Linked DNA regions of Homo sapiens: region 2 is linked to region 1. Evidence: chromatin contacts called from ENCODE Hi-C or POLR2A ChIA-PET data. All regions are on one chromosome and are shown on one strand. The core of a region is the stretch at or near the end of the contact, and the rest is flanking DNA. Distances in the headings are between cores, read along the strand shown. Region 1 overlaps LRRC20 (leucine rich repeat containing 20). Region 2 overlaps NPFFR1 (neuropeptide FF receptor 1).

Region 1 (4,339 bases), core at 548-3,047:
TGGTCCCACCTCCCACCCAGCCAGGGTCAGAGTCCTGCCTGTGGCACCGCTGACAGATGGGCACTCGCACCACAGGAGGCAGGCCATTCCCCATCAGATGGGCCCAAACTGCTAGGACTCATCTGATGGGGAATGGCCTGCCTCATGTTGCTTTTAATCAAATGGCATAATGGCTATAAAAGGGCTTAAGAAAATGAAAGCATGACTGAAGGGGGTTATTATGAACATCATTGGCATTAGAACAGCATTTCCACATCAGAGGCCATGTGAGAGAGGATGAACTGGGGCTGAGCCACTGAAGGAGGGTGCTGCGGAGGGGAGGGCACACAGAGACCCCACCCAGTGCCCAGGTTGTCTGGGCAGGTTAGACCACTAGCTGGAGTTGAGGCTCGGCTCTCTGAGGTCCTGATGAGACAGGAGACACATAATCGCTGCAAGAGGAAGGAGAGACCGCTTCCTGACCTCAGCAGAACCCAACCTCCTGGGGTTTGCTGTTTGCAGAAGGCACCTATCAGACCCCTGGTTCCCTGGTGGTGAGGGCCCTGGCAGGCTGGGCTGACAGGGAGCAGCGTGTTTGTTCTGGAAGGCATAGAGAGGCTGTGCTGAACATGGCTGTCTAGTGGGCCCTGCTCACTCCTGTGAAGAGGTCTCTGTGAAGCCAGGGGACTCAGGGAGGAAAAAGTACACAGAGGGCCAGAGCCGAAGGGTCTGAGACCGCCTAGGCTGGTAGGTGAGAACTGGAGAGGGAGAGCTTGTGGCCTACAGTGGCCTGGCTAGTTCAGAGCTGCACTGTGGTGAAAGCCAAGGCCGTCTACCTGCCAGGGAAAGCAAGTGTCCCACCCAGCACCCGGTAGGCAACAGGGCCTCAAAATGTCTACCTTCCCAGGCCCCATGTCCTTTGCTCAGGCATCTCAGACAGAAAGCCCAAGCTTCTCCTCCCACCTGTGAAGGTCGACTCCAGAGTCCTGTGGCCCATGAGCGCCTCGTGCAGCAGCCCAGGGCCAGGTGGGCCAGGCCCACTCACCTACGATCTCGTTCTCCTCCAGGTTGATGGTCTCCAGCGCCGGCAGGGCGGTAAGCTGCTCAGGGAAGTCCTGGAACTGGTTCCGGGACAGGTCAATGGCCTTGAGGTGCTGCAGGGCACTGACCTCGCTGGGGAGGCGGTGTAGGAAGTTCCCCTCCAGGTGGAGCTCTGCCACGTGCAGGGAAGGAGAGAGAACAGGATGAGGAGGGGGCCACCCCGAGACCACAGTGACTGCCCGCTGTGGCTCTCACCCTGCCTGGGCCAGGAAGGCACAGAGGAAGCCCTAGGCCACAGAGGGAGCCCCGCACAGGGCTGATTCCATGTTTATTTGTGCTAGAGGAGGGGTCACCCTCCTACCGCTGCCCGGGGCCTGCCACCTGTCACTCCAGCTGAGGCTGCCTGCTGCTGACTTTGGAATGGAAGGCTCTCCCAGCAGAAGCCTGGGCCTCAGCGAGGGGTCAGGAGGTGCTGGCTCCTCCCTCAGACAAAGCCTCAACTCCGGGCCCTGACGGGGCAGGTCAGGATGGGCGGCCTCTCCCCCTCGGGGCTCCCCACACTCCATTTAGGGGACACCACTCTCCATGGCCCTCCCTGCTCAAGGAGCCACCAGGGGCAGCCACATTCTTTCAGTGTCATGTGCCCCTTCTCCCCTGGCCAACCACAGCTGACCCAATGTGGGTGGGTTCCTGCTCCGAGAGCAGCTGCTCTGAAAGCTGGCCAGCGACCTGTGCAGGGACCTGTGTGGGAAGGCAGCTGGGCCGGGGGAGTCCCTCTGCTGGGAACCCGGCTGAGGCAGTACCAAGAGATGGGGCCAGATATAGTGTGGGCTGAAGCTGAATCTAGTGAGAGAAGCCGGGCGCCCACAGGGCCCTGTGCAGGGAGGAGAGCTGGGGGGCAGGAAGCAAGGGCAGCAGGTGGTGGAGGAGCACAGCCCAGGGCTGATGGGAGGAGGAACTGGAGTCCCCATGCTTGGGTACACACCAGCCGTGCCCCTACTTTCACTGTTCTTCCTTAGGACGTTATTTAATCCCCGCAGAAAGGACATCGTCTCACCTGTAGCAAGGAGCTAACATCATAATGCCTGTCTCTAGGGCTGTGAGAGGATTAAGTCTGTGAACACAGGTGAAGCAGCATGACAGGGAGAGGTAGAGGTGAGGCCCCAGGGGCTGTCCAGTCCCCATCCAGGTGTGGCCTTACAGTGAGTCTCTCCCCACCCTGTCTGACCCGAGGGAAACTGAGGCCCAGAAATGCTGAGTAACCTGAAGAATGTCCCCCAGTTCTTCTCCCAGGGCTGGCTTTGTGGGCATGGGGCCAGTGTATTCACATGAGGTCTCATGATCAGAAGGGCCCCGCACTTGGGGTGGAATGCCTTGTATGGCCATCTTGAAAGTCTTAATAATTTTATCCTTGAATCTGAGTTTTGTCAGTGGAGCTGGGTCATGGAGTCTGAGCTCACACATGATCCGATCTCCTACTGCCTTCCCAGGATAGCGGCCTGCTCTCCCGCCTGGCCTCCCCCTCCCATCCCTGTTCTGCAATGATACTGCACCCTCCACCTCGGCAGGGAGGGTCAGAATCAGGCTTGTGTTCCATGTGTCTCAGGGTGGAGCACGCAGGCAACAGCTCTCCCTCACCCTCACCCAGGGCCACTGGGGCTTAGCAGGAGTGAGCCTCTTACCCACCCCTGAGCTAGGCACTGAGCAGGTCCTGACGAACAGGTTTAAAGAGCCTTGGAGTTGCCTGCCTGCCAAGGCTGAGGGTGGTGGACTCTTAGGCAGGGAAGACCTGGCTCAGCTTCCTCAGATCACCCCAGGCCAGGGTGGAAGGCAGTCAGTCCAGCATCTGGTAAGGGCAGAAACCTAGCAGCTGTCAGGCCTGAGGGTGGTTGCGTGGGTGCCCTGCACTGTGGACGGGGCCCCCGGGCCCTCTGAGTCTGTCCTTCCTCCCTTCTGCCTTCCAACCTTTCTGAGTCTGGTTTGAGTTTGTCCTTCTGGCCTACTCCAGGCACCTCCCGAGAAAATAAGCCACAAAATATGAATTTCATGATTCTACACATGATTTTAATGCTCTCATAATTGCACTTAAAACTGGCATTCCACAACATAAAGATAAATGGTAAAATTCATGCTCAATTTTGATCTTTCCTTACTTAGAACAACATGAAATAGTAAATGAAAGGCACCATGACATGCTGAGAGAGGCTGTAAAAGAAAGGGAAAATCTTCCTATGTAACTTTTAGAAAAATGACCCCTAATTTCTGGAGTCATTTCTCTCTGTGCCCCACCAATTTTGCAGCTGGCCCTGCCCCTCCCTCAGTGCTCCATGCCTGCTCTTCCACAGCCCCACAATGCAGCTGCTCTGAGGTCCCCACAGCCCCTCCCAGGTATCCCTACAGTGAAAACTGACCCCTGCCCCCTTCCCAGCGCCTCTGTGTACACACACACACACACACACACACACACACACACACGCACGCGCCTGGGTACCAGCCCCACTGCAAATGCCCTGCTCCAGCACACTGGGGTTCTTGGGAGGAACTACATCTGATTCATCTTTGTCCCTACATCCAGCCTCTTGCAGGCACCTTGTGTCACTCAGAAAATATGTGATAAATAATGACTCTTCTCCCCTCAGGAGGCAGACAGTGCAGGGGGCCTGGACTGCCTTCCATTTTTCCATCTTCAGGGACGTCGGAACCCAAGGTTCCATCAACAGGTCCAGTGCTCGCTTCACGCAAACCCAGGCTTCCCCTGGCAGCCAGGTTCTTGAATAGCCACACCTTAAACCACAGAACGCTGCTATCCAGATCACCATTATAAGCCTCTGTCACCCAGGCTGGAGTGCAGTGGTGTGATCTCGGCTCACTGCAAGCTCCGCCTCCTGGGTTCACGCCATTCTCCTGTCTCAGCCTCCCAAGTAGCTGGGACTACAGGCACCCGCCACCACGCCTGGCTAATTTTTTTGTTGTTGTATTTTTAGTAGAGACGGGGTTTCACCATGTTAGCCAGGATGGTCTCGATCTCCTGACCTCATGATCCGCCCGCCTCAGCCTCCCAAAGTGCTGGGATTACAGGCGTGAGCCACCGCGCCCGGCAGACATGTTCAGAATTTTTTTAAATGGGCTTTTATCAAACCAACTCAGGCATGAGTCTAATTGTATTCCCACAGTGGCTGAGAAAAATAAGAAGCATCTACCCCTGGAGACATTTCCAAGAGCCTGTTGGGAGCTTGCCCCTGTCTGCAGTCTTGGGGGTCATGGCCGATGCGGCCGTGGAAGCTAATGTGGGGGCTGTGATGGTTAATTTTATTTATCA
Region 2 (4,339 bases), core at 721-3,220, 70 kb before region 1:
ACAGAGTTGCAGTTTGGGATAATAAAAAATTCTGAAAATAGATAGTGGTAATGGTTACACAACAATGTGAATATATTTAATTCCAGTCCTGTACACTTAAAAATGGCCAAAATGGTAAATTCTATATTATTTATATTTTACCACATCCACAAAGAAACGAACTCCCCACATACCCACAATGTCTCACTGCTTCATTAAAGCATTGTCATGCCTGTTATCACTCAGATCTGAATGGGCAGGTATAGCCTCTGATTGATTTTTTAGAAGAAACAAAAATAACAGCAAAATATGTTAATTGTAACCTTCAGCGAGAGCTGAAGGAGTTTTTTGGGCAGTTATAACCTTTCAAAGCATGACATCTTTTGGGGGAAGACAAAGGGGCTGTGATGGAAAGGTTGGCTTGAGTGAGTACTTTGGTATCCCTACCCGCCCCCAGCCTCAAATGCTGATCTTGTACTTGGGGAGGCTATGCTAAAGGAGAAACACACCCCAGAGGAGACACCAGGTGGTGTCTTCAGACAATTCCCACCCAGCCATAGGGATAGGCATTTTGGGTTTGAGACGGCCCTTTCTCTGGCTTACTTTTAGAGCCTGGAGTCAGACTTCTTCACAACAAATAGCCCAGAACCAGCTGGGAACTCTCTGGCCCATATGACACATGACACTGATACAGTACCAGAAATGCATGGCACCAGCTAATACCACTGAGGGGCAGGAGGGCATACTCTCTCTCAGACCCTCATCCATCACCCCCAGAACCAGGACAAGGTCATGATGGCTCTTGGCAGCCTGCTCAGCACCAGGGCAAGAACAACTCAGGCTGGACATTACGAGAGTAAACACAATAGATTTCTTTCCCAGACCAAGAGCTTGGGCACCAGGAGTGGGCATTCTGGTTCACTGTTAGGCAAAAAAGCCTTTGGGGAAATTACCAGCTCTCCCGTCATCCCCACCTTCCTTGAAAGGCAGCATGTGGGGTGGGAAGAACAATCAGAAGACAAATTTTAATCTAAATCCTGCCCCTCTGTGGCCCTGGAAACTTGGCCCCTTTGAGCTTCAGTCACTTTGTGAAATGACAATAACATTCAATCTCCTTCAACCTCATTACTATGGATTAAATGAGACGGTGTCTGGGGACATGCTTGGAGAATGTATTGTACAACTGCTTAGGAATTTTCTTCTGCCCCTAAACCTGGAACTTAGAGTGGAGCAAACAGTAAACAGTCACTGTGTGTCGGTTAAGGGAACAGAGCCTCAGAGCCCCGACCCCTGGAAACGTTTCTTTTTTGTTTACTAAATTTCTAGCAACACCGTGTTTTCTACAGAGGTGGGGGGAAATGTCCATTTAAGTGCAAGATGAAGGGGCCTGTGAAAGGACCCTCCAAGGCAATCCCATGTGCTCCCGTCTCCTGGAAAGAAGCCACATTTCTTCAAGTTGATGCAGGGGTGTTGGGGGAAAGCCAGAGTAAACAGGGCTCTCCTGGTACCTCCTTAGAGTACACAAGTCATTTGTGCTGGGGAAGAGTTTAGTGTGTGTCCTTCAGGAGTCTCCAAATGGCACTCCGGCTGCAGCTTCAGTTGACCAACTTCTCCCTCCCAGGAAGCAGGGAGGAGAGAGACCTTGGGCAAGGCTTTGTACCTGCAGCCCCAGTGAGCAGATGTGTTTCCCAATGTGGAAAATGCATACCGTGCTTCCCCTTCCTCGTTGTCTATGAGTACGTAAAAGGACACCTCCTGTGGCCCTGCAGCATTACAATGTCTGTGGCATTGTAAGTTCTTGCCTTGGTCTGGGAGTCCCTCCTCTGTTCTCTAAGCTCAGACCCAGAGGGCAAGACCTAGAGTGCCCTGCAACTGAGGCAGCCTCCCCAAGGCTCGTTCTGAAGCTGCCGTCCTCTGAGGACAATGGCTTCTTGGAACTTCTTGGAACAAACAAGACAAACCAACACATTAGAGCCGGCAGCGGGGGCACACCGTGTTCTTCTAGAAAAGGATCAAGGGGAGTGGCTTCAGTAACGGAACATGAGGGACTCCCTCACATGGACACAAAGCATCAAGGGACAGGCCGGCTTTGCTTTTCGCTTCTTCCTAGCTGCCTAATTAGGACTTACTCAGTTCACAGTGTTCTACCTTACCGGGCCCTCTTGGAGCCAGCTGGAGATGATAAAAACCACACAGGTATTGGAGTCAGATAGCTTCACATGCCATTTCCACCTGAGAAACTTGGGTGAGTCACATCTCTCCAGGCCTCAGTTTTTGCATCTGTAGAAGGAAGAGAAGACAACCTATCTCCAAAGCGTTGTGACAATTCAGTGAGATGATGTTTGTCAAGCCCACCACACAGGGCAAGTTGGTTCCTTCCCGTCCCCCGCATTTGCCTCTACTGAGGGTGAAGGCAGCAGAGAAGACATCACCAGCAGCTGCCCACCACTGCCTGGCTCTGGAGAGGGAGGGACCACGCATCCTCACCTAACCACACCAGGCCGCTATCGCCTGCATGTATCTCGTGTCCAATCGGGGCCCTGAGGCAGCGTCCCGCCCTCCCTGGACCCCCTCAGATATCCCAGGCTGGAATGGTGAGGGGCAGGTGGGAGCAGCCAGGCCCTTCCCTGGGCAAGCCGTGGTGAGCCACCCGCCCATTCCGCAGCGGGAGGCGGCCGGGCCTGGGGGCCCCACTGCTAGGGCCCGACTCAGAGGGCAGCCCGGAGTCGCTGGGCCGCACCACCACGAAGACCCGCCTGTGCAGAAGCCCGCCGGGCCGCTCGGAGTAGGCCTCCTTGTGGCTCCCCGACGGGCGCGGGCAGAGGCGGGCGCGGAAGGCGGCCTGGAAGCCGCGGCGGAAGTTCTCGTTGAAGTAGCCGTAGATGATGGGGTTGGCGCTGCTGTTGAAGAAGGCCAGCCAGTGCGCGAAGGGGAAGGCGTAGACGGTGACCAGGTGCAGCTGCGGCGCGCTGAGCTGCCCGTAGTCGATGAGCAGCAGCAGCGCCCAGAGCGGCAGCCAGGACAGCGTGAAGAACAGCGCCACCATGACCAGCATGTGCACCACGCGCGCTCTGCGCCGCGATGCTCGCGGGTCCGCAGCCTCCTCGCCCCCGGGGGCCGGGCCCGGGGCCTGGCAGAGCTTGCGCGCGATGCGGGCGTACATGACCACGATGAGCGCCAGCGGCGCCAGGTAGATGTGCGAGAAGAGCACAGTGGTGTAGACCCTGCGCATGCCCTTCTCGGGCCAGGCCTCCCAGCAGGAGTAGAGCGGGTAGGAGCGGTTGCGGGCGTCCACCATGAAGTGGTGCTCCTCACGGGTGACGGTCAGCGTGACGGCCGAGGGACACATGATGAGCAGCGCCAGGGCCCAGATGACGGCGATGGTGACGAGCGCCTTCCGCAGGGTCAGCTTCTCGCGGAAAGGGTGCACGATGCAGCGGAACCTGCCGCGGGGAGAGAGACAGGCGGGATCTGGGTGGGTCCTAGGGCCCCTGCGAGGGGACGGTGGGTGGGATGCGGGCACCTGACCTTCATCATCGCATCTAGGGCGGCGTCGAAGAACAGCTCAGACCTGAATTGGCTGAGTAGTCAAAGAACAAAGGCAGCTACAGGATTTATGAGAAGGGAGGAGGAAACCGCAGATCGTGTGGGAACAATGAATCCTGTGTGCACTTTTGCACTTTTCTCCTTTTTTTTTTTTTTTTCCTGAGACAGGGCCTCCTTCTGTCGCCCAGTCTGGAGTGCAGTGGCGCGATTACGGCTCCCTGCAGTCTCCACCTCCCGGGCTCAAGTGATCCTCTCCTCCCACCTCAGCCTCCTGAGTAGCTGGAACCACAGGAATGCGCTGCCACCTCGCCGGCTAATTTCTTTCAATTTTTGGAGAGATGAGGTCTCACTGTGTTGCCCAGGCTAGTCTCAAAGTCTTGGGCTCAAGCTATCCTCCGGCCTCGGCCTCCCGAATTTCTGGGATTATAGATATGAGCCTCCTTGCGGGGCCATTTGTGTACTTTTGGGGGTCAACTGATTAGCTGGCAGCTAGCAGAGCGATCAGAGTGCGCAGTCTGTCCTCGACAAGGACGATTAGGTGCGTCAAATAACACAGTTTCTGTTTATGGATTCTCCAGAAAACCTCAGGAGGTCAGATGTAGAGCCTACATGTCAGGCTGTCCCTATGTCATCTTGGCCATAGTATCAGTATCTCTACAATGCAAGGACAAGTCTGCACCATTTATTTCCTCATGAGGACAACTCAGCATCTGTTATTACACCCTTTATTATTTTTTAAAGGTGAGGCCTTTAAGATAGTTACTACACTGTTGATTTACAGACAAGGAAACTGGGACTCGAGTGTTAAGCAGTT

What was found. A loop is a pair of places that touch in the nucleus more often than their neighbours do. ChIA-PET counts read pairs that join two places held with the same protein, here RNA polymerase II (POLR2A). Pooled maps may share reads with other maps.
Region 2: a map of astrocyte of the cerebellum shows a loop between it and region 1 (2.7-fold over the local background). The contact joins two enhancer-like sites. A Hi-C loop is called at or near these places in 10 of 168 maps with a recorded cell type or tissue (Caco-2, K562, OCI-LY7 and 7 more), 1 of 37 single-sample maps with no recorded cell type and 4 of 50 pooled maps. POLR2A ChIA-PET finds 5 or more read pairs at or near these places in 5 of 52 experiments (GM12878, HCT116, HEK293T and 2 more).

Annotation. Positions count from the first base shown.
Region 1 is chr10:70,322,839-70,327,177 of GRCh38, forward strand. LRRC20 (leucine rich repeat containing 20) reads right to left here. Exons shown (of 5, transcript NM_001278212.2): 4 at 1,025-1,192. Among named protein-coding and RNA genes, the nearest start is that of NPFFR1, 41 kb to the left of the region's middle. RefSeq lists a silencer at 1,591-1,690. Within about 2 kb of position 1,798, at least 9 of the 41 ENCODE cell types and tissues checked have a DNase peak (open chromatin) inside an H3K27ac peak, as active enhancers do.
Region 2 is chr10:70,252,406-70,256,744 of GRCh38, forward strand. NPFFR1 (neuropeptide FF receptor 1) reads right to left here. Exons shown (of 4, transcript NM_022146.5): 4 at 1-3,422. The coding sequence ends at 2,552. Among named protein-coding and RNA genes, the nearest start is that of PPA1, 21 kb to the left of the region's middle. Within about 2 kb of position 1,971, at least 2 of the 41 ENCODE cell types and tissues checked have a DNase peak (open chromatin) inside an H3K27ac peak, as active enhancers do.